Regions from separate parts of the Homo sapiens genome. Here all the other regions are linked to region 1. Evidence: chromatin loops called from intact Hi-C (ENCODE). Cell type or tissue: dorsolateral prefrontal cortex. All regions are shown on one strand.

What was found. Peaks named below come from ENCODE experiments on the same cell type or tissue, not always from the same donor. Only the 100,000 strongest peaks of a DNase experiment are listed, where the experiment ranks them.
Region 2: a loop joins it to region 1, with 5 times the contacts of the local background. A loop is called at or near these places in 69 of 110 quality-filtered maps.
Region 3: it touches region 1 in a loop (5-fold over the local background); 16 of 110 quality-filtered maps call a loop at or near these places.

Annotation. Positions count from the first base shown.
Region 1 is chr9:114,401,824-114,409,823 of GRCh38, forward strand. WHRN (whirlin) reads right to left here. Exons shown (of 12, transcript NM_015404.4): 8 at 6,124-6,195; 9 at 4,532-5,069; 10 at 2,073-2,254; 11 at 1,394-1,516; 12 at 257-1,113. The coding sequence ends at 931. Among named protein-coding and RNA genes, the nearest start is that of AKNA, 18 kb to the left of the region's middle. RefSeq lists enhancers at 3,605-3,654, 3,634-4,135, 3,995-4,104 and a silencer at 7,765-7,814. In dorsolateral prefrontal cortex, CTCF peaks have their summits at 3,920 (motif pointing right) and 4,119; a DNase peak (open chromatin) is centred at 3,928; H3K27ac peaks cover 1,950 bases.
Region 2 is chr9:115,010,706-115,018,705 of GRCh38, forward strand. No RefSeq gene overlaps it. Among named protein-coding and RNA genes, the nearest start is that of TNFSF8, 84 kb to the left of the region's middle. RefSeq lists an enhancer at 3,386-3,575. In dorsolateral prefrontal cortex, CTCF peaks have their summits at 3,495 (motif pointing left), 3,697 and 4,534 (motif pointing left); DNase peaks (open chromatin) are centred at 3,466 and 4,548.
Region 3 is chr9:115,521,403-115,529,402 of GRCh38, forward strand. No RefSeq gene overlaps it. Among named protein-coding and RNA genes, the nearest start is that of DELEC1, 380 kb to the left of the region's middle. In dorsolateral prefrontal cortex, CTCF peaks have their summits at 3,261 (motif pointing left) and 3,468; no DNase peak of the experiment used is centred here; H3K27me3 peaks cover 658 bases.

The DNA of each region.
Region 1 (8,000 bases):
AATATACTTGTGGGTTTTAATCTAAAAATATTATCTGTAAATAGTCAAGTTTTGCCTTCAAGCCTTCAATTAAGAGGCTCCAAGATGTGAGTGTGGCTCAAGCACCCCTGCACGCCCCACCGTGTATCCCAATTGGAGCCATGCGGGCAGTCGGGGTGGTGGTCTGTGGTGCTCTGACTGCCCCCACCTGTCCTGCCCACCCCTCCCCACATGGAAACCCCAGCCACCCAGGTAAACCACACAGCACGCTGACGTCTAACCTTGTTCAGATTTCTTTATTGAAAAATTAAAGTCATAAGCTCTGTATATAAATACAATGACACTGCTGGTCACCTGCAAGGCCTCTGGGATAGGCTGGGGGTGCAGAGGGAAGCTGGGGCCTTGGGGTCCCCAGGGGCATGGGGAGGGAAATAAATAATAAACACCATGGGGGATAAGGAGCCAGGAGGAATGGGGGTGTGAATGGGGAGGTGCTCGATGCTTATTTGTGGCACTAAAGGTCTTGCAAGATGCCCCCTGACTGGGGGCCGTGTCCATGAATTCTCGAGTGACCTCACTTTGGACAAAGGCTCAGGCATCTGGGGATGGGCTGGGTCCTAGCTGGAGGGGGGACAGCAGTGCCCCCAACCCAACCTGGAGAAACCAGCACTCTGCCCTTCCTTTTCCTTTCTTCCTGTCTTGCAACCCACTTGTCCTGGGCGCCTACTGTGTACCCAGTACAGCACCAGTTCCTGACCTGACCTTCTGTCTGCCTTGTCCTGCTCTCTTCCTCTCCCAGTTCTGGTCCAGTGGGCTGGGATGGAGGGGGGATGTCTTCCTGCCACCCTGGCCATGCAGCCCCAACCCCGCAAGGAGCTTGATGAAGCCAACGGTGGAAAGGGACTGGGACCAGGGGCTGGGCAGTGGTGGGAGGCCCTCAGGCCTTGGCCTCTAGAGCATCACATTGAACTCAGTGACCAGAAAGTCAATGTAGTCACGGTCCTTAGTCTTGAAGGCCTCGGCGATAATGCGGGCGGCCTCCCGGTGCTCCTTGCCCCGAAGCGTCAGCCCATTCACTTCCAGAATCACGTGGCCCACCTTGAGCTGCCCACAGTTGTGAGCTGAGCCGCCTCTCTGCAGGGAGGAGACACAGGGCATGGGGTGCCCAAGGGTTAGACAGGCCTGGCTTTGACCACCAACTGGGTCAGTCCCAACACTGCCAAGCAGGCAGCTACAATCTGAGTGTCCACTTCTCGGATTAGGAAAGCTGAGGCCCGGAAGAGCAAAGGTGACATAAGCCTAGGTCTGCCCTTGAGTGCCGTGTTACCCATGGGAGTCGCAAAACCCTGGAGATGCTGAGAAAGGGCCTTTCAGGGGTAGGGAGAGATGGCAAGTGGGGCCCCTGGGGACATACCTGAATAGTGACAATCCTAGGCAGGGGCTGGCGGGTGTTGGCGCCACCCTCGATGGCGATGCCCAGGGTGGCCGCACTTTTCTTCACACGGACCAGAGTGGACGTGGGCTCCAGAAGTCCAGGCTGTGGGTATTAGGAAGGACACCACTGAGGCCTTCGCAGTTGGCAGGCCTGGCCAGGGGGCTGGGCCGGGCCGTGACACCACCCTGGGTCAGCAGAGCTCAGGCTCCAGCCCTGTGTCGGGAGCCTCAGGTGTGCAACGCACTAAGCCAAGCACTTGTGTTCTTGGCTCTTTAATCCTCACCAAAATCCCCGAGGCTCAGGAGGTTAAGGAGCTTGCCTAAGGCTGTCTGGTGGTGGCATCAGGACTTGAATCGAAGCCTGACTCCGAAGACTGTCTCAGCCACCTGGCCATGTCAAAACTGAGAGGAGCTTAAAGATTCCCAAGACCAATCTCAGCCTCAGCCCCTAGTGTCAGTGCAAAGGCAGAGCTGAAACTGGGCCTCCAGATTCCTAATCCAGTGCTCCTCCAGGACGTCCAAATCCCTCCAGTTATAGGGAGCTCACTACCTCCCTTTGTGGTCACTTGCCAAGCTGAGCCCTGGTCCCGGGACCTCCCATTCTGTGCCTGGGGCCCGTGTTCCTCTCAGCCCTCTGCATCCTCCTCCTCCTGGCTCACCGGTTTGTTGGCCCCATCTGTGGGCCTCTCGTTCCGAGGCAGCTCCTTGCTACTCCTGCTCTTGGTGGACACCGACTGCCTTCCTCGGCCTGGGGCGCTGGCCTCTGCCTCGCCAGCATCCACACCACTGTCCTCGCTTAGAGTCTGCCCGCTGTCCGAGAGCTGGGAGAGCGTAGAGGCTGCTGGAGAGGGGAAAAGGAAGAGAGAAGCAGCTTATATAGCTGGGGTCAGGGAGGGCTGCCTGGAGGCAGTGACGGAGATGGAGGCTGGAAGGCTGGGGGAATTCCCCAGGCAAAGATGGGGGAAGGAATGAAGAGATCGTGGGGCCAGAGGGCAGGTCCACTCCCTGCCACCCTCTCCACCTACTCAAGACCTGTCCTTTCAACCAGACCTGGTCTTGAAGGCTGTGACTTCCAGGACATCTGCCTGGATCTCCCAGTTCCCAGCCACTGGCATAATGATAAAACAGAGGTCAGGAGGCAAACCTAGCCCACAGATGTGGGTGTTTTCTTTGTTTTAAAACTCACATAATGCTACCAATTTTTAATGATGAACCAACACATTCAAATTAGAAGATTTCATATAAGTAATTTCTAGTTTCCCAAGAATAAAAGAGAAATTCCACCACACCTAGCCTGAACCCCTGCATGGCCCCTGCCTGAGCCGAGTGGTGGGCACATGCCCTCCAGCCACCAGTCAACTTCACTATGTGTGTAACAGCCTGGCCCCTGAGTTTGAGACCCTAACTTAAGAACACACACTCTGGAGTCTGGCAGGTCAGGTTTGAATTCCCACTGACCAGCTGTGCAAGCCTGGGCAAGTAACAGAGCCTCTCTAAGCCTCCTATGTTCTCCTTCTAATACAGAAATGATGGTGCCTAACCACTGGGGTGATTGTAAAAACTCACAGATCTGATGTATAGAATGGAGCAGTCCAGGGAATAGACTTGTGCTAGACTGCCTGGCTCCAGGGTGTGGGTTCTTAACCTAGGGTTTCAAACTCAGGGGCCCGGCTGTTATACACATAGTGAAGCAGCGTGGGTTGACTGGTGGGCTGGAGGGCATGTGCCCACCACTCAGCTCAGGCAGGGGCCATGCAGAGGTTCAGACCAGGTGTGGTGGAATTTCTCTTTTTCTCTTGGTAAGCTAGAAATTACTACTTTCTCTCTCTCTCTCTTTTTTTTTTTTTTTTTTTTTTGAGACAGATTCTCACTCTGTCATCTAGGCTGGAGTGCAGTGGTGCAATCTTGGCTCACTGCAACCTCTGCCTCCTGGGTTCAAGTGGTCCTCCCACCTCAGCCTTCTGAGTAGCTGGGACTACAGGTGCCCACCACACCTGGCTAATTATCGTATCTTTAGTAGAAATGGGGCTTTCAGCAAGTTGCCCAGGCTCCTGAGGTCGAAATCCTGACCTCAAATGACCTGCCCGTCTCCGCCTCCCAAAGTGCTTGGATTACAGGCATGAGCCACTGCACCTAGCCAGAAATTACTACTTTGTATGTCTCAGTTTGTTCATTTGTAAAATGGAGATAATAATAGTACCAACCTCATAGGGCTACTGGGAGGATTAAATGAGTTAATACTATAGGCAAGGCCCTTTGAACACTGGCACAAAGTGCTTATTGTTAGTACGGCTGTTAGCTCTTATTATCCCTGCATGTCCAGCTCAGTGCCAGCTCTAGAGACAGCAGTGATCCATCTGTGACAGCCCTGGGTCTTCTCACCACGTCTGCCTGCTCTCCCTCAGCTGCCTCCCCTCACTAGGCTGCGAGCGCCAGAGCCCTGCATTTTGCATCTTGGTCTGTGCAGGCGCTCAGGGAATGTCCTACGGGGCCTATGTATCACTGTAGCCGCAAGATGGCAGCAGAATCCAACAAAATGCTCCCAACTCACTCACAGGCGGGAGCTCCACAGCTTTCAGGGTGGGGAGGCAGGCTCTGCCCTTCCCTCTACCCCACAGCCCATGTCCTCTAGCAAACCGGGGCACAGCGTCAGCTGGCCTCCCCAAGATTCTTCCTGCACCCTGACCCTAGACCTGCCAGGGGTCCAGAGACTGCCACTTCAGTTTCCAGCATCTACTCCAGGCCAGGCCATGGCGGACAGGAAGGGAAGCCACCCCTGCCCTCCACGAGTTCAGTCCTCCTGGTGAACACAGGGTGGCCAGGGTAGGGGGAGCTGGAGAAGGCACCCCGACGCTCGCAGCAACCTGGCAGGACTGTCACTGTTATCTCCATTTTATGATGGGGAAAGCAAGGTGTAGACGGCAGCTTGTCCACAGTCACACAGCCAGTCAGTGGCAGAGCCGGGATTCAAACTGGGGTCTCCAACTCCCTTCGCCACTCTGGCCCTGAGCCCCCTCAACAAGTAGCTGGTCCCCCCCTTCACTGTGTCATCAGGTAGACTGACCTGAAGAGGACAGGGACCCCCAAGGACCACAGAGCCTGGCCTTGCTGTACTCACTGCGCGTCTGGGGCAGCGCCCTCACTTCATTGACGTCTGGCTCGCTGTCGGGGCGGTGGACCTCCACCATGACAAAGTGCTGGTTTGTGCCTGTCTGGTCTGGGTGGCCAGAGGGTGATGGGGGCAGAAGGCAGCCCCCAGCCACTGTGGCCTCTGCAGAGGGGCTTTTCAGGTGCGGGGGTGACTGGACCCGTGGGAAGGGGCCGATGGGGTGTTGGTTGACCAGGGCCAGATGGGCGTCCAGCGGCCTCTTGGAGCTGGGGTTGGCAGGGGAGACGGAGGCATAGATGGGGGAAGAGGGCAAGTCCTGTGCAGAGGAGGTCCCTGGGGTGGGTGCGGTGCCCGCTGGCGGGCTGCGGTTCTGTGGAGCCGAGAAGACAGTGCCCGAGCAGGAAGGCATGGAGGAAGGTGGCTGGAGGTCCTCTCTCCCCAGCTTCCTTGGCTGGCCTAGTGGGAGGTCGTTGCCTTGGGCCAGAGGTGGTGGGCGAGGCAGTGGCTTGAAGCTTGACAGCCCCTGGGAGGTGGATCTGACATCATCCTGCCAAAAGACCCAACAGGCGGAGAAGGAGTCAGACCCCATCACGCCTGGAAGAGGGGAGGCCGAGCAGCTGAGTGGTGCCAGGCCCAGCTGGAATTCTGTCCCCACTCTAACTGCTCTTGGCCACACTGCTCTGAATAATGCAACACCTGAGTGGAAAACTTCTCCCCTGCATCTCGGCAGCTGATAAGCGTTGGGATCTTGGCGGGTGTCTCTGGGGACAGCATCATTACCTTTGGGAACTGAAGTTCTTGGCATCAGCCAGAGCTTGTCACAGGGAACAAGACTTCATTAGAGACACGATGAAGAGGATGGAAATACAAAAAATGCATTTATTTGGCTTTTCTTTTTAGGGGGTGATCTTGAGTACTAGAGGCAAGAGGTATGAAAGGACTGGAGAGAGAATGGACAGGAGGAGATGGATACATGGGCTGGGGTGCTATGTGGCCCCAGGCAAGGCACAACACCTCTCTGAGTGCACCTCTGGGCAATGGGGAAAAGCACATCTACCCAGCAGAGGTGGTGTGGTGATGTCAAAAGCCACGTGAATACTGTTAGCACAGTGCCTGCGCCACAGCAGGTGCACAGTGAGGGGCAGCTATGGACACTGTGACTACCACTCCCCTCTGCCTAGGTCAACACCGGACACCTGCACAGCTCCAACAACCTTCCAGTCACCATCCTAAAGGCTTTACTTAATTAATTTACTCCATGCCACGAACTTATGGGGTAGGTATGCTATGATCATCATCCCCACTTTACCGACGGGGAAACTGAGGCACAGAGAGGCTAAGAAACTTGGTCATACTGTGGCCAGCCAGCCTGAAGGCCCCGCCTGAAGTCACCAGAGGCAAGTGATCCTGGTGCCTGCTAGAGATACTAGAATGGTGAGCTTGTGCACAGACCTGTAGCTGGGTGTGAGAGCTCATGGCAGAGGCCTCTGTCTCCTTTGCCACCCTGTGCCCTTTCTCCGTGGCTGTCATGGAGAGGAGAGAGCCACCAGGACCTGAGCACACCAGGGAGAGCAGAACCAAAGGGCCAGCCAGGGCCTTACCACGGACACATCTGGGAGGGCGTTGATATTGCCCTGGACAGCCTCGCCAGTTTCCTCCAGGTCCAGAGTGTTCTAGAAATGGACGAGAAAGCAAAGTGAGCAAACAGAAGCTGAGAAGGGAACACTGGTTTGTTCTCCAGCACACCAAAATTGAGGAAGTCTTAGGACACCTCCATGTGGTTCATGTGAGCCCTGACATACCTCACTTCATCGAAATTCACTTTACCCATTAAAATGAAGGTCAATTTGCCTGCTGGTCACTTTGAAGTTAAGTTTTCTTTGGGACTTTCTGATCATTTTCAGGCATCCCCTGAACTGCCAGAGATGCTGGGGCATCTCTAGCCTGGGCTGGGAATTCCTGGGTTTGGCCACGAGCGCTGTGCTCCACAGTCATGCCTCCAAAAGCCAAGGCCTCTCTCCACCACTTGCTGATGAATCCCAGGAAGGTGTGAAAATGGCAAGAGAGAAGTGGATGGGGAAAGTCTCTCCCTTTTTAAAATTCTAATGGTTTTAATCCCAAGGTGGTGGTTTAAGGTTTAAATGGACCTTATTTTGCAAAAAACGTCTATTTCTTTCTTCCCTTCCCAATTCACAAGAAGAAACCCAATGCCTCCTTAAGTGACACTGGGCTGCCAAAAGGCCATTTGTGGGCCGTCTATGGGGGGCCCATCGGAGCTCCTCTCTGAGCTGGGCTCTCTTGAGGGCTAAGGGAGCCAGTTCTCTCGGCCCTAGAGCCCAGAATGGAAAAGAGCTTCCACCACTGTGATGATTAGCTTCGCGTGTCAACTTGACTGGGCTAAGGGATGCTGAGATAGCTGGTAAAACATTATTTCTGGGTGTGTCTGTGAGGGTGTTTCCAGGAGAGATCAGCATATGAATGGGTGGACTGGGCAAAACTCACCCTCCCCAATGTGGGTGGGCCTCATCCAATCCACTAAGGGCCTGAACAGAACAGAAAGGCAGAGGAAGGGCAAATTTGCGCGCTCTTCTAGAGCTGAGACATCCATCTCCTCCTCCCTCAGACACCGGAGCTCATGGTTATTGGGCCTTTGGACTTGGACTAAAACAAAACCACCAGCTTCCCTGGGCCTCCGACTTGCAGATGGCAGATCAGGGGACTTCTCAACCTCCATCATTGCGTGGGCCAATCCCACACAATATAGTATAACTGATTGCTTCTCTTTCTCTGGAGAACCCTGCTGGCTACATCAACACTTGGCTGAGGTCTCAACTGCAGTGCTCATCAGTACTGAGCAGTCTCTGAAGCTCCAGGCTGATAAGGGGCTGGGGACACAGAGGTGGGACACCAACCCTGCCATTGGTAGCTCAGAGACAATGGGGTCAGTCGACAAGCAAACAAGCAACAGGGAGACTGCAGAGAGAGCATCCAATGGGCAAACACAGGCATATAATGCAATCGGGGGAGGGGTTACCACGGAAGGCTTCCTGGAGGACGGGGCACAACTCAAAGCTAGGTCTTATGAGTGAGCAGAGCAAAGAAGGGAACGATAGGTGTTTCAGACAGAGGAAAGGGTGTAAAGCAGGAATGGAGATAGGATGTTTGAGAACCCCCGAGCAGCTCCACAGAAGTCAAGCATGGAGCTCTTGCACTTAAGCCTGAGGGCAGTGGGTTGCCATGGAGATGTGGTCAAGTTTGCCTTCTACGAAGATCCCCTTTGCTCACATCCTCTCCAGCCAGGCTGGAACACCACGGATGTGTCAGCCTTCACACTGGCTGTTGTCTCTGTCTGCGACTCTTCTGCTTGGCTATCCATCCACAAGGCATGCTGTCGCTCACCTCCAAAACCTAACCCACCTGTCACCTGCTCGACAAGGTGTACCCTCACCACCTCAGCTAAAATCGTAACCTTCCCCTC
Region 2 (8,000 bases), 610 kb after region 1:
CTGGAGGCTGAATGCTATTAAAACATCATATCTCTTTTTACACTAAAGGTCTCCTTTACAGGGATGAAGTCTTTGAGCAAGACTCTTGTAACTTTCTAAGTAAAGTTTAGACAGTCTCACCTAAAAGTGAAGTTTTGCCTGGAGCAATCTCTTGCAGAAATTATCCTGATCCAGGAGGCAGTGATATTCTCCTGCAATGTAACATGGCCGAGGCTGCAGATTTCTTTTCCAGTAAGGAGCTTGCTTTGGAGAAACTAATTAAACCTGGAATTTTTAGAAGGCTTAGGGTTTTGTCAACTTGCAATTATGGATCCTTACCAGCATGTTCCCTGAGGGAAGGACTCTGCCTGTGCAGGGGAACAGTCAGCACTTCTGTGTTTATTCTCCTTTCTGTCTCCCCCAGGAGTCATCTTCTTAAGAATAACATCTGTGTTTTGTGATGTCTTGACTCTTTCATGATTGTCCTTCCTTTTGTGGCATTTGAAACTCAGGCTGGAGACTGAAAACCTGGAATAGAAACGTTTTTTGACAGCTTTCATGCAACAACTAACTCGACAAGAGGTAAGCACACTTTAGGGCTGGAGGGAATATTACAATACCACTTTATTGAATGTCTGAACCACCCCCAAGACCTAGAGTTCTTCCAATATCTTCCAGTATCACTTCTATAACAGCTTGTTTGTTCTTTGGATGGCTTTGGTTATTCAAAGTTCTTTTCTTATTGGAGTGCAGTTTGTTCCCTTACAGATTTCATCATCAGATTCTAGTTCTTCTCTGTCACACAATAGAGTATGTCTGTTCTCTCCTCTCCATGACAGATGTGCAGAGATTTTAAGACAGAGACTATGTCCCTGCTTATTATTCCATTTTTTTTCTAAAGAGGTGGAGTTTCTGGTTGTCTCACTATCCTGGTGGTCTAAATATGCTTCATTCTAAGGATGATAAATATATTAGTAAGACACATCTATTAATTGAATGGAAACTTCTTTCCTGGTAGCCTGGTCGTGACCTCTGAATCCTTTCCAATAACCTCCAGGCAGCTATTATAAATTTATTTCTTAATATAGAGATCTTAATTGTGCAACTACTATGTTCAAGTGCTATGCATTGGGGATGCAGCATTGGAGATGGAGTGCTGAACACCGCAGCCTGCTCTGGAGCTAACCGAGACTTGCAAAAGAAAGATGAGCACTGAGCTGAAGGCTCTTTGATACCTTTGAATGTGGCTTTTTGGTGGAGACACATTTTCAAATCTGACTCTGATGCTCACCTGAAGGGTGTCCAGGTGGAGAGTGATCCTCAGCTCCTGCTGAGCTGGGTCTACTGTGTCTCTTTCCCAAACCACTTTCACACCCAGAAGATCTGCTCTGCCTTGTTCTTTGCTGGCTACTCAGAAAGCCCTGGTGGCAGAAAAATACATGAAAAGCCGATGCCTCTGGGGATAAGCAAAGCTTCATTTTACACTGGGAAACAGAGGCCTTTATTGGAGAAGCTGTTGAGAGCATAATCAAGTGAATCCAGTGTAGCTACGCTCCTACCATACCTGGGAAATTCCCCCTTGCTCTCTGCCCCCATCATCTGAGTAATCTATTTTAGTTAAAGATGGTAAATCAAAGGCTTGAAAGGTCAATTAATTTTGCCCCCTTTCCCACTGATCCATGAGAAATGGTGATTCTCAGTGTAAGGACCTCTGTCCTAAATTGAGAGAATGCTCTCCAAGAGACCACGTATGAAGTCTCTGGAGAAGTTATTCTGGTTGGAAATATAACAGGTTCTGTTTTTGAAATGACCGATATTTATGGTTTTTTTTTTTCTCTAAATATCCTGCTGGATCTCTCAATTGTCAAACAATCTCTGCCCATTAACTCGTCCTTCCTTAGGAGAGGCTGCCTCTGTTAGTTCTTAGTAGAACAATTCCTTTGCTGTTTCTTTAAATTACATTCTTAGGTTCCTATCTGTTGAGGTCATGGTGTGGGGTGAGTGAGAACTGAATTCAAATCTACAATGATTACCTGGTGGCTTCAGGAAAATCACTTCCTTTCTGAGTTTGTGTCAGCTTTAAAATGATGATCTGGGAATATAGTTGGCACTCAACAAATTGAATAGACAATAAGTGAGGCTACAGATGGCTGCATTCTCCTCTTAGGTCATATATTCAGTCAACACGTAATGATTGAGAAATAATAGAACAGGCTCTGTTCTGGGTGCTAGGGCCACGGCAGGGGGAAACATACAAAGTGCCTGCTGTCATGGAGCTTGACTCCTAGAAAGCATGCACATACATAGGTAAGCCAGTACTGTGTCAGGTGGAAAATGCACTATGAGTACTGGGAATGGGGAGGGTTGTTTGTGTGTGCATGTGTGATCTTGCACATATAGGTGTGATGTGTGTGTGTTTATGTAGGATGATGAGGATGGTCTCGCTGAGAAGATAACATTGGAGATGGCTGAAAGAAATGAGTGAGCCATGCATGTGTTAGAGGAAAGAGCATTCCAGGAGAAGGGTTTGCTGTGGGAGTGCGCTTGCTGGGTTTGAAACAGCAGGGAGGCAGCGTGTCTAGAGTATCATGAGAGGGGGGTTGAGGTCAGGGAATATAGGCCTTGAAGGCTACTGTGATGTCTCAGGCTACTTTCCTCTGAGCCGTAAGGCCGGCATTGGAGGGGTTCAGCAGTGGAGTAGTAGACCACAGCTCAGTGTTCCTACAGGACCGCTCTACAGCTCTTTGGGGTCATAGACTGGCTCTAGGAGGCAAGTGCTGGGGACACAAGGCCCTTGACTTTATTCTCAACATTGCCCAAGCTGCTTAGAATAATCCACAGGGATCATCACCTAAACCAGGCTTCAGAGATGTAAAGGAAAACAACAGCAACAGCAACAGCAACAGGAACAAGTCCACATTTTTAGATGTGCCTCACCCTGTGCTAGTGAGTTAAGTGTCAGGGCAGGAGGATCAAAGCCTTCTTGCTAAGGGGCCAGAAACAAGCCAAAGGGACAAGCACAGAACAACAAAAAATGTGCATGTTGGGCCTTCACAACCAACAATACGGTGCTGTCAAATCAGGTGAATGAGTGATGGGACATGGATACAATGGAGGCATTAAACATGTTAGACAACGGTTGGTGGTCCTTGCCAAACCTGAATGGAGACTGGACAAAGGCCAGAAACTCCCTGTGTCTCATGTTCCTGTCCCCCCACCCCAGTGTACACCTGCAAGAGGTGATCAGTGAGGTGGTAGGGTGAGGGTGCTCGTTTTTGTGTAGCAGATGGGGAGTCAAGAACATAAAAGGAGGCCTGCCAAGTTCCTTCCCACTTCTGGGAAGGGTTCTAGCCTCTTATTGAGAGAAGGATTAGCATGAAGGCAAAGTTGTTTACCTAAAGATGTCTATGAGCCTAAGAAGTCCGGTAGACATCAGCCCCATCCACTTCAACACATCTACCAGGAGTGCCTGGTTAGTGCCCTCCCGAAGCCAGGTGGAGGCTGCCATCTGCTGGTTGACTTGAGGATTTTTACCCAAATGTTTAGTTTGCCTTTCAATTTTTAGTGAGACAAACCTGTGTTGACAGCATTTTCTCCAGGCAAGATGCTGTCGGTTTTCTCTTTTAAACTATCACAGATTCTCATCAGGGTAGGTACACTTCATGATCATTTTGATGGATGCTCAGAAGAATTAAGCAATTAGACCAAGATGATCCAGTAATTGGAAAACATGGGATTTGAGCTCAGCTCTCACTAAAAAGATGGTGACTGTAAAGAAATTGTTATAAACACGTTGGCTTTGCAAACTGTAAAGTGTTATGAGGGAACCAGTAAATGGCAGGTGCTCCAAGTGTCCTAATTGGAAGAGTGAATGAAAGAATAATTGTGCAGAAGGATGTTCCTTAAGGCATTGTGACTCAAGGAGTCAGAGAACCCAGCTTTGACACTTGGAGGCTGAGTGAACTTGGGGGAAGTCATTTCACTACTCTGAGAAACAATTTCTTAACCTGTAATTGCAAATGTGCTGGGCAAATGTGCTAGGCAAATGTGGGAGCTGTTTTTTTTTTTTTTTTTCTTGACAGAGTCTCGTTCTGTTGCCCAGGTTGGAGTGCAGTGGTGCTATCTCGGCTCACTGCAACCTCTGCCTCTTGGGTTCAAGCGATTCTCCTGCCTCACCCTCCTGAGTAGCTGGGATTACAGGCATGCGCCACCATGCCCAGCTAATTTTTGTATTTTTAGTAGAGATGGGGTTTCACCATGTTGGCCAGACTGGTCTCGAACTCCTGACCTCAAATGATCCGCCCACCCCAGCCTCCCAAAGTGCTGGGATTACAGGCGTGAGGTACTGCGCCCAGTCGGAGCTGCTTATTTTGACTGCATGTGTGTGGTTTTATTTTCCTGTAAAATGTTGAAATCCATGTTACATCCTGGTGGGATTGAAACAATTCTCAAGAAAGCCTTTTTCTACTTCCTTTACAGAGATTGTAATTCCTCTGGGAGTTCCCTAGGGAGGGAGGAGGATGAGGGGAGTGAGCCCTCTGCTGGTTGCTTATATGTCCTGCCAGCCCAAACCTGGGCAGCAGGCACATGCAGGGCACCCCTGGTACCCCATTGAGGCTGGGGGGCACAGGTGGCCAGGGGCACATGCATCTCTAGTGAGGAAGCAGGCTTTCTAAAGAGCAATGTTGATGATGCCATCTGGGGCTGAAAACCCTTGGCAACTCTCAGCTGGGCTCCAGGACGCCAAGCCTTCAAGGCAAGGGTCTACCTCCATCCTCACCTCTGCTCCCCACACTGTCATCCCTTGTGTCCATCCACAAGCCTCCCCTTGGCCTTACCACTGGTCTTCATTTCTAGCTGCAGTCACCTTGAGGGAGGCTTCCTGATTCCTTCCCCACCCTAACCTAGTGCTCCAGGAGTTAATGGGCCCCTGAATCCAGTCTCCCATATCCCTAACTAGCCTGCCTTAATTAAAACTGATGCCCACATCCAGGAAAAATCCACTATAGGAGTTGAGGGCTGCTCAGGAACAAGGGTGGGGACATAGAGAGCTCTCTGGGACCCTAAGCCCCATGAATTTTACTTTCTAAATATCTCTTAGAACCATAGCTCTGTCTCCACGACACCACACTTAGCCAGGCTCTATCACCTTTCACCTGGATTCCTACAGTAGCCTCCTCAAAGGTCTCTTCCCACTTTGCACCTCCCAGCCAAAATCCAAATGCAACAAAAAAGATGGCTTAAAAAAACAGATGTGATCACAATGCTCTCCTGCTGAAAACTTCTCAGTTGCTTTCCATTGAACTGAAGAAAAAAAGCAAAATTTTTATTCTGGACCAGGAAGATCTGCGTGGCTGGGTTCCTACTGACTCCTGAAACCTCATCTTCCACAATGCATCTTTTGCACCTATGCCTCTGGCTTTCTCTGTGCACAGCGTGACAGCCATAGGACTATAGAGATACCTGCCTTTTGCCTTCTGCCTCTCCTGCTTCCTTCACCTGGTTAACTCCTACTTGCTCTTTGGATCTGGGTTCAAATGTCTGTTCCTCAGAGAGCCTTCCCCCTCAGATCCCCTTTAGACGTCTTCATAGCTTTTTATATTTGCTTCCAAAGCACAGCCCTCAGTTTGTAATCACACATTTGCTTGTCTGATCATGTGTTTGTCACTGACCTCTCTGGGGCACAGAGGCTGCATGGAGGCAGGGAATGTGGTTGTTTCACTCACATAGTGCTGAGCATAAGCGGGGAGGTGCTCAACACTGATTTTTAAATGAAAAGAGAAGTGAGAATCTTAGAAGGAGACCGACGAGGACAGCCCACAAGGAGCTCTCGGATTTTCCGGGCTTAGGCAAGGCATGGTGGGAAGACCAGCTTGGGTGGGGCAAGCTGAGAATGGGGAAGGACTGGGCTGTGTAGCCAGCTGTTTTGAGAGCATACAGGTCATAGGAGGCTCAGTGAGGAAGAACCTGCAAGGTGTGTCTCTCCTTCTGGAGAACAGACAGTCATGCCACACTGCAGAGGAGTATGCAGCCTGGATTTTCATCAGAATCTCCTGCCTGGTTGCTGTGGTGCCTGGGATGATCCCCAGCCTCCTCTGGACTGCTGCTTCCCCATCTTCAGAAGGAAAGAGATGAGCACGAATTCAATGCAACAAATATTCATTGAGCTCATCTTCTGTGCCTCCTGAGGGTTTCTCACAGGCCCACCCTGTGTGACCACCCTACTTTGAATACTGTGACCCTATCCCCTTACCCTAGTCCCCTTTGTCCTTATTACCCTTGAATATACCATTTAATTTGATCATTTATTACATTCATCATTCATTGTGTTTTGTTAGAATATAAACGCTATGACCACAGGGATATTTTCCTCTTTTTTTCACTGACAAATCCACACGGGAGGTGCTCCACAAGCATTTGTGAAAAGAATGAAGTTCTGTTTTCCAGTTAGTGTGGCTTGTTGAAAGGAATAAGATATCTTCACTGAAAAGAACTTGGATTTTGGAATCAGGCAGCCTGGCTGTGAATCTTGGTCTGACCCCAGTGGCATGGCTGCGAGAAGCCACCTGACCCCTCTGAGGCCTAGTTTTCTACATGACATGGAATAGTTCGATTTGTCTCACAGGTGACTATGATGCTTAGGATACTTTGGATATTTAAAGTGTCAAACACAGTGCTGGGACTACAAGAGGGTCAATAAATGTCACAGGCTCATGGTTTAGGGAGGAAAGTATTAGCCAAGGTATCTGGCTTCAAGGACCTGAAATAATCTAGGACTACCTAAGCAGAAAAGGAATTTTCTGGAAGGATATCAGGAAGCTCATAAAACTGACAGAAAGTTTGAAGAAGCAGGCACAGAAAATTATCAGGAACCAAAGGAGGCCAGGTAGCAGGAATCATCAGCCAGTCTGCCTTTGTCACTGCTGGAAACAACTGTCACCATTAGAGAGAGATATGGCTATACCCTGCGTGGTGCTGGGCCACAGATCCCACGGATAGATGGCCTCAGTGCTAGATTCTGTGGGGGAGCCAGTCTCCTACACTCTATGTTTTGCATTCATTGCTAAAGGTTAGAAGTCCCTCTGTGGGCATCTAATTGGCAAAGCCCAAGTTACGTGCCCATGCCCTGGCTATCAAGGGGAGGAGGAAAGAGTATTTTCCTCTGTGGCTTCCTTGGTAGGAGGCAAGGTTCTCAAATTTCCTAAAACTGGAAAGGACTTTGGATGCTGGGAAGCCATTAAATGACCAATAATCACTATAGGAAGAGGGGCAGGAAGTAGAAATCATAATGGATAAGGCCAGCAGGCAGCTGTAACAGTGGCACTCAGTGCTCCCAGGGGTGGGCGAGCCTGCCGGGGTCCCTGAGGAGAGTTAAAGGAGAGGGGGTGGAGGAGAGCCACAGAGCCTAGCACAGGTCCCCAAGTCTAGCAGCAGCTAGGGTGCCATGACTGCTCCTAGGCTAGAAGGGGCAAGTGAGAGAGCACTTTTCTAAACCTGAAGAGAGAGTTGCATGGAGACAGTCAGTTGACAGTGGCTACGGCTCTCTTATGTGGATGCTGACAGCCCACTGTGATGCTGTATAGATGGAGCTGGGCAACAAGTGCCCTGACCCACCCCCACTCATAGTCTCTTCCCTTCAATGTCCTGCTGGCTTTTCCCATTTTGACATCCACCTGGAAGCTGGGAGTCATTGATGCAATGAAAATAGGGTGGCCTTGAAGTACACAGAGCAGGGAGAAGGGGAGCAGATGAGAGAAGGAACAAAGGGAAGGTCGAACACCCTGGAAATTACTTCCCAATAGAGATATTTTGACTGTTTCATGGGGGCAGGGGTAGGGCCCAGGTCTTGAGGGTGAAGTGGAATTTTAAGAGAACTTTCAAGATGGAAGAGGTTTCCTGAAACAAGCCACAGAGCCAGAGGCTGAAGGACACGTTTGAGAAATGATTAGCTCACACTAGAGACTGTGGTCTTTGAATGCCATGGCCTCAGACCCGGTTGCCTGCCCTGTCCCCATTTGGGT
Region 3 (8,000 bases), 1.1 Mb after region 1:
ACGGCTGAGTATTAGGAGACGAAGCTGGCAGGAGGTGCAGGGCCAGATTGTGAATGGCAGTCTAAGCCTCTCAAAGAGTTTGGGTTTTATGCTTCTCAACACACTTAGGAAAGACAAAGTTTATACTGTATATCACATACAATTGTTAAAATTAAGGATCAGATCATAGAAATGAATCACTTGAAGCCAGATTCTGCAGCCAAATTTGGCTAAAGAAGCAACAGGGTGGAAGAAAGAGAAATGATAGAAAGCATTTAAGAGTGCAATTTGCTTTTCTCACCTGAAGGTGCTGGTGCAAGTTAGGTTTCTGACCTCTCCAACAGGCATCTTGTGCCCTGATCCTCATCACCCATCAATCAAAGAACAGCCCTGCCTATCCTACTTCGTAGTTATGAAGACTGCTACGGTTTTGCTGTGCCCCACCCAAGTCTCATCTTGAATTGTAGTTACCATAATACCCACGTGTCATGGTGGGGGGCCTCGTGGCAAGTGATTAGATTACAGGGCAGTCCCCCCATGCTGTTCTCATGATACTCAGTGAATTCTCATGAGATCTGATGGTTTTATAAGGGGCTTTCCTTCATTTCATCTGCACTTCTCTTTCCTGCTGCTGTGTGAAGAAGGACGTGTTTGCTTCTCCTTCCACCATGATTGTAAGTTTCCTGAGGCCTCCCCAGCCATGTGGAACTGTGAGTCAATTAAACCTCTTTCCTTTATAAATTAGCCAGTCTTGGGTATGTCTTCATAGCAGCATGAGAATGGACTAATACAAAGACCAAATGAACAGTGACTGGGAAAGGACTATGTACTTATTTATCTCCTCTCTCCTTTTAGGTCTCTAGCTTGAGATAGAGATATCACTCTATGGCCCACAAACTAGGAGGTTTTATTCTTCAGAAGCCAAGAGATTCTTTCTCTAACAGAGTTTCCCATGGCCTGGAAGATAACCTATGACTCTCTAACCCAGTAAGCATGGCTGCTGGCCTCTTCTCTGTTCATTCTACTCATGAACCCGATGCTCTGGTCATGTGGAATTCCAAATTTGATATGCTAAAAATGAAGAAACAAAACGAAATGATTCCTTGTATATTCTGTAAGTTGATTCCCCACATCCCCACACAGATACAAGGCAAATGCAAAACACTCAGCTAAGAATTCAGCCATCTCTGCCTTGCACATGTTTCCATTGCCCAGATTTCCTCTTTTGATGGTTGTCCGGAGTTCACCTGTTCTCAGCCCTCCCTCTTCTGGGAAGCCTTTTCTGATTTTGGTGCAGCCATCAGTGAGATCTCTTTTCTTTGTACCCACAGCAATCTACAATTCCAATATTGCTTTAACCTCTACAAACAACCCCTTGAACTCAGAGTGAAAATAGAGTCACATTTGTTGGATGTTTCCAGTTGATCTCTCAGGTCCCCAGATGCTTCATGACTGCATACATCACTCCATCCTATGACTTCATTATTGTACAGTGTTAAATTTTTGGAGTACTCTCTCAACAGAAAAAAAAAACTGTTAAAAATGAACAAGCAGAACAACCATCGCAACAACAATAAACACAACATGAGCTTATGAAATCCCCAACCTCTAAGATAAAGCAAGAGGAGGGGTGTCAGATAAGAGCATTTCTCTCATTGCTTTCAGCTGCCAAATCTGTCCCTTTAGAAACTGCTAATCTCTGCTCTGACAGGCCATACGGCTCATCTTGCCACAAGACCTCACTTGTCCAATTGTCATGCCACCTGCCGTGGTTCTTCAAGGGAGAACATGCTTATATATTCTTAGCTGAGCCAGGCAAAGAGGTCCCCAATGTGGAGTTCTCTATTTGAAAATCCTCATACTCAGCTCTCTCAGGTATGTAGCCAAGTTATCTGCTAGACCCAAGAATTCTGGTCAAGGAAGTGACTACGTCTGCTATATCACCAGCCTAGAATCCCTGTGCCCTTTCCTTCCTGGGAATTGACTTAAGGGGGCAGGCAGATTTTTCATGCACAAAGGATCAGACTGCCCTTCCCTTATATAATGGGGTGACAGTCTCATCCTTCCAAGAGATGTGTCCTTAGTTCCTCAGTTTTCTTTTATGGAACTCTAACCTCAGTGACAAAAGAGTGATTTATCTTTCCAGTAGAGGCTCATCATGGGATTTCAAAATATCTACATGTATGTTCAGATTTGCAAAGTACCCTATTCTCTTTTTCCCCAGTTCTAGGAGAGACTGCTCTTGATGAATCAAAAATGGTTTCCTGGCATGTGTCTTGTTGAGAACAGAAGGAAAAACAAAATTTAATCACTGGCATATATCCCACCACAATCAATTTCACGATTCTATAATGCAATTGCACCATTTCTTGCTAATATGTGCTATTAGACAGCAGATTTGTTGAGAGTGGGAATTACATCTTACCTATAACCATTAAGGCATTACACCTTAATTCTATCCATGCACAGTTTCTAAGCTAGAACCTGCTGCGGAGTTGCACTCTAGTGATTTATTTATTATTTCACTAAAGAAAGAAGACTGAATGAGTGCATGGATCTCCTCCTAGAGTCCTTTCTGGGCACCATGTTCAAAATGAAAAAGGTCTTTTATCTGTGGTCACCAAAATTATATTTCTGAAAAAGATGCTGAAGTTTGTCTTTGATAAGCTCTCTTACATGTAATTACCTATGTTCCTGGCTATCTTTTATAAAGCAGCAATAAACTCAAGATTGTCTAATAACAATACCAGTGGAAGTACTATGTGCAAAGACCCCTTGGGAATCCCAGGATGGAAACACCTTCCATTAAAAAAGGTAACAGTCTCTTCCTTGGCAATACAGGATAATGGTGATATCAGAATATTTCAGAACGTATGTGCCTACTTATCAACAGGTATCAGTGTGAAGACACTGTGTACAGGTTCTGGCTCTAGCTCTGCTGCCAACCTACTAAGCTAGCTTTGATAAGTCTTTGTCCATCTCTGGGGCTCAGTTTCATTTTCTCCAAAAAGCAGTGGAAGGAATGTATTATCTCCGTGATCACTTGGAAAACCACATCCCTGCTTATTAATCTCCTGGAAGCTCCTATGGATTACGTACCTAAAATCAGACATGCTGGTCTAGCTCACAGGCCCTTTCCCTCAACACTGACCCTCATCTGACTGGTGGGCCAGCCAAGACTTAATATTTACCATTATGTTGTGTCCAAAGAGAACTGCTGTGATCTGGTAGTGGGGATTTGGAGTTTTCAAAATCCTGAACAGTGGCTCTTTACTGCTCCCTGGTGGTATAAGTGGGCTTCTGATGATGTCCAAAGAAAACGTTTTCTCTCTGAGATGTAGACTCCGCTCTTATCTTTTGGAAGGCTTAATGAGCCAAATATGTAACATGCCAGCACAATGCCTGCTACCAAGTAGCTGCTGAATAATGCATATTTATTTGTCCCTTCCAAAGGAAATTGGCTACAGATAGTTATGTTTTGAAGATTCTTTAAAAATATTACCATTATAGAGTAGGAATTTAGAGCATACAATAATAATGATAATGATAATAAATAATAATAGCAGTAAATCATGGGTATTTATTATATAACACCAAAAAAACTAAAAGTAATCAAGCAAAAGAGGGGTATACAAACTCTGAAAAAAATGAAAATTTATGTATTTGCTCATTCTTTTATTTATAATTTGTGAAGATGATAGGAATAAGGGGAGTCTAACACTTATTAGAGTCTATATTTTTCCATGTTTTCCATGTTGATATTTAACACCTAGAAAAATCTAATCATGCAGAAGTGAATAGCCTCATTCTACATAGGAGGGAACTGCGGCTCAGGGAGACAAATAGCGTGCTGAACGTTCCAAGAGCAATGTGTGGCCAGCATCTATAATTTAATCCAAGTATGCCTTGCCCCAGACCTTTGCTGTTTCTAACATATCATCCAGCTTTCTGGGGGCTTTAAAATCACTTCATCGTCTACCCCTTGAAAAGACGGAGAAACAATGACTCAGAGAGAGATGCTCTTTCTCCAGTGGTATGCTGGTAAATGTTTACCAACCAAGTCAGGGTGGTGGTGGGCAGGGACCAATCTATGGTATTTGCTGATTTCTCTGTTTAAAAAATACTCTCATCATGATCTATTTTATTGAATGTGGAGTTGGAAAGTAACGGGCTCTCGTGTGCTGGCAGCACATGACTGCTCCTAAATTTTACAGTGACAGCTTACAAATATTTATTGAGTATCAACATATTCCAGACTGATGTGAACAAGAACTCAAGTGTCTGGGCCAACTCCAGCTCCCTTCTGCTTTCTGGCTCTGGACAATAGAATCTGAGATGTCATTCTGCTACAACCTCACCAATTGGCCATTTTAGCCTCTGATTCTGCCCTTTTCCTATGACTCTGACTTCATGATATGAGAATATTTAGTATCAAGGTGAGGTGGCAAGACATTCATAGAGACTTAAATGAGTCACTGTCTGCCTATAGTAATGCCCCTTAGTATGGGAAAGAGATGCCCCTCTCATGGTGTGGTACCAATCAGCATCAGGATCTCTGCAATATGCTTATGCCAGTGGACTCTATGCTTCATGAAGGCAGAATATCTATCTTTTTATATACAGTTGCATTTCTAGAGCATAGAAAGATGGACTGATCCACTGTAGGTACATAATAAATAATTGTTGATGGCCAGGATATTAGAATTTCACTGTTTATATAAATTGCTTATTATTCTATGATTTTGGAAAGGACATTTAAAACCTCTGGAAGTCAGTTTCTCTATCATTGAAATGAAGAAAATACTAGCTACTATGAAAGTTTTTATAGGATTAAAATACTGTACATCAAGTTCTAGGTACATAGTAGAAAATAAACAAAGAAAATTATTCTTTTCCTTCTCCTCCTTCTCCTCCTCCTCCTCTTTCTCTTCCTCCTCCTTCTCCTTCTCTTCCTCTTCTTCCTCCTTCTCCTCTTCTTCTTTCCCACTACTTTTTGTTTTTATTATTATTGTCACTATTATTATTACTATTATTATTTAATTATTTTTTATTTTCAAGAATGCCATAATATAAACCAGGCTTATGAGACAGGTAGATTCTGATCACAACACCTTATATATATTTGGCAGACATATTTACATCATGCATCTCAGCCAATACTCATAACTTCCCTCTCTTAAATAGGTATCAGGTAGTTCATTTTATAGGTGAAGAATGAGGTCTGCACAATTAGTACCTCCTGGGATTTTTGCACAAACAAAAAGCTTCTCTGCTTGGATAACTCTTCTGTGGTGTGCTTTAAAGCTAAGCTTGTTTGTTCTACTATATTCAAAGGCTACTTCCTCTACCTGAGGCAGAGTTTGCTGTTTCTCTCTTTGTGCTCCTGTTGCATGGGATAACTTTATCTACCATTGTAGCTTTTACTTGTCATTTATTGTTCCTTTTATTAAAAGCCTATTTCTTGACAACCTCCTGGCTGTCAGAAATTTTGCTCAGGCTTTAGGAATGTAGTGAGTAGCAAAACAGATAAAACTTTCTGACCCAACAGAGCAAAGATGTCATGAGACATAGACGTTAATCAAATAGCCATAAATACACTCTATATGAAATAAACAGGCAGCTGGAATTGAGAGAGCGAAAGGTAGCTTGAGATTAGACTGAGTTTTTTAAGCAAGGGCAACATTATCCATAATTGTCCTACTAAGGATTTCAGGTTTTTATCCTAAGAATAATAGGAATCTTCAAAATAGTTTAAACAGAAGAGTGACTTGATCAGAATTTAATTTTAAAATACTACTGTCTTTCTTTTATAGAGAATACAGCTATTTTCCACACTACTTAAAGACACAGACCATGTTCAGTATTCCTGTAGCATCTAGCAAAATAGTTGGCATATAGTTGGCACCTAGGATTGTTGTTAAAATAGTAAATGAAATACAGCAATAGCTGAGATTTATATATATTTATAAATTATGTAATAATTTTTATTTATAAATCATGTAATAATTTTTATTATACTTTAAGTTTTAGGGTACATGTACACATTGTGCAGGTTAGTTACATATGTATACATGTGCCATGTTGGTGCGCTGCACCCACTAACTCGTCATCTAGCATTAGGTATATCTCCCAATGCTATCCTCCCCCCTCCCCCCACCCCACAACAGTCCCCAGAGTGTGATATTCCCCTTCCTGTGTCCATGGATCTCATTGTTCAATTCCCACCTATGAGTGAGAATATGCGGTGTTTGGTTTTTTGTTCTTGCGATAGTTTACTGAGAATGATGATTTCCAATTTCATCCATGTCCCTACAAAGGACATGAACTCATCATTTTTTATGGCTGCATAGTATTCCATGGTGTATATGTGCCACATTTTCTTAATCCAGTCTATCATTGTTGGACATTTGGGTTGGTTCCAAGTCTTTGCTATTGTGAATAATGCCACAATAAACATACGTGTGCATGTGTCTTTATAGCAGCATGATTTATAGTCCTTTGGGTATAGACCCAGTAATGGGATGGCTGGGTCAAATGGTATTTCTAGTTCTAGATCCCTGAGGAATCGCCACACTGACTTCCACAATGGTTGAACTAGTTTACAGTCCCACCAACAGTGTAAAAGTGTTCCTATTTCTCCACATCCTCTCCAGCACCTGTTGTTTCCTGACTTTTTAATGATTGCCATTCTAACTGGTGTGAGATGGTATCTCATTGTGGTTTTGATTTGCATTTCTCTGATGGCCAGTGATGATGAACATTTTTTCATGTGTTTTTTGGCTGCATAAATGTCTTCTTTTGAGAAGTGTGTGTTCATGTCCTTCGCCCACTTTTTGATGGAACCAAAAAAGAGCCCGCATCACCAAGTCAATCCTAAGCCAAAAGAACAAAGCTGGAGGCATCACACTACCTGACTTCAAACTATACCACAAGGCTACAGTAACCAAAACAGCATGGTACTGGTACCAAAACAGAGATATAGAACAATGGAACAGAACAGAGCCTTCAGAAATAACGCCGCATATCTACAACTATCTGATCTTTGACAAACCTGAGAAAAACAAGCAATGGGGAAAGGATTCCCTATTTAATAAATGGTGCTGGGAAAACTGGCTAGCCATATGGAGAAAGCTGAAACTGGATCCCTTCCTTACACCTTATACAAAAATCAATTCAAGATGGATTAAAGACTTAAACGTTAGACCTTAAACCATAAAAACCCTAGAAGAAAACCTAGGCATTACCATTCAGGACATAGGCATGGGCAAGGACTTCATGTCCAAAACACCAAAAGCAATGGCAAAAAGACAAAATTGACAAATGGGATCTAATTAAACTAAAGAGCTTCTGCACAGCAAAAGAAACTACCATCAGAGTGAACAGGCAACCTACAAAATGGGAGAAAATTTTCGCAACCTACTCATCTGACAAAGGGCTAATATCCAGAATCTACAATGAACTCAGACAAATTTACAAGTAATAATTTTTATATATAAATTATGTAATCATTTATATATAAATCATGTAATCATTTTTATATATAAATTATGTAATAATTTATCATCTTGTCAGTGATCTACTCAAGTAGCCACTGTTATGCCAGTTGAGAGTTGAGAAGACTAAAATCCTGAAGGATGGTGTTAATTGGTAGAGTTGGCAGGTGGTGAAGCCAGAATTCAAACTTGGCCTATGAGATTCCATCGTGGCTGCATTCTTTCCACAGAAGTATGCCCTGACCCATGCTACGTTTTGTGGCCTCTTATGGAGTCTGTGCAACAAGGTAGATTCTGAGAGAATAAAAGCTTTTGCCAATTACCCCTTCTCCCCCAGTTTCTTAGGCATTGGAGATCATTCTCATCTAATACCTCTATGACATCAGAAACATCCTAACTGTTCAGTCATCTCTCCATCTTCCTGTTGCATCACCTTCAAGCTCCAGTTGATACAGTAGGCCCCCTGTATAGCTGTGTAACTTGGGATAAGTTTCAAGATTCCCAGTAGATGCCTGAAAACACAGATAG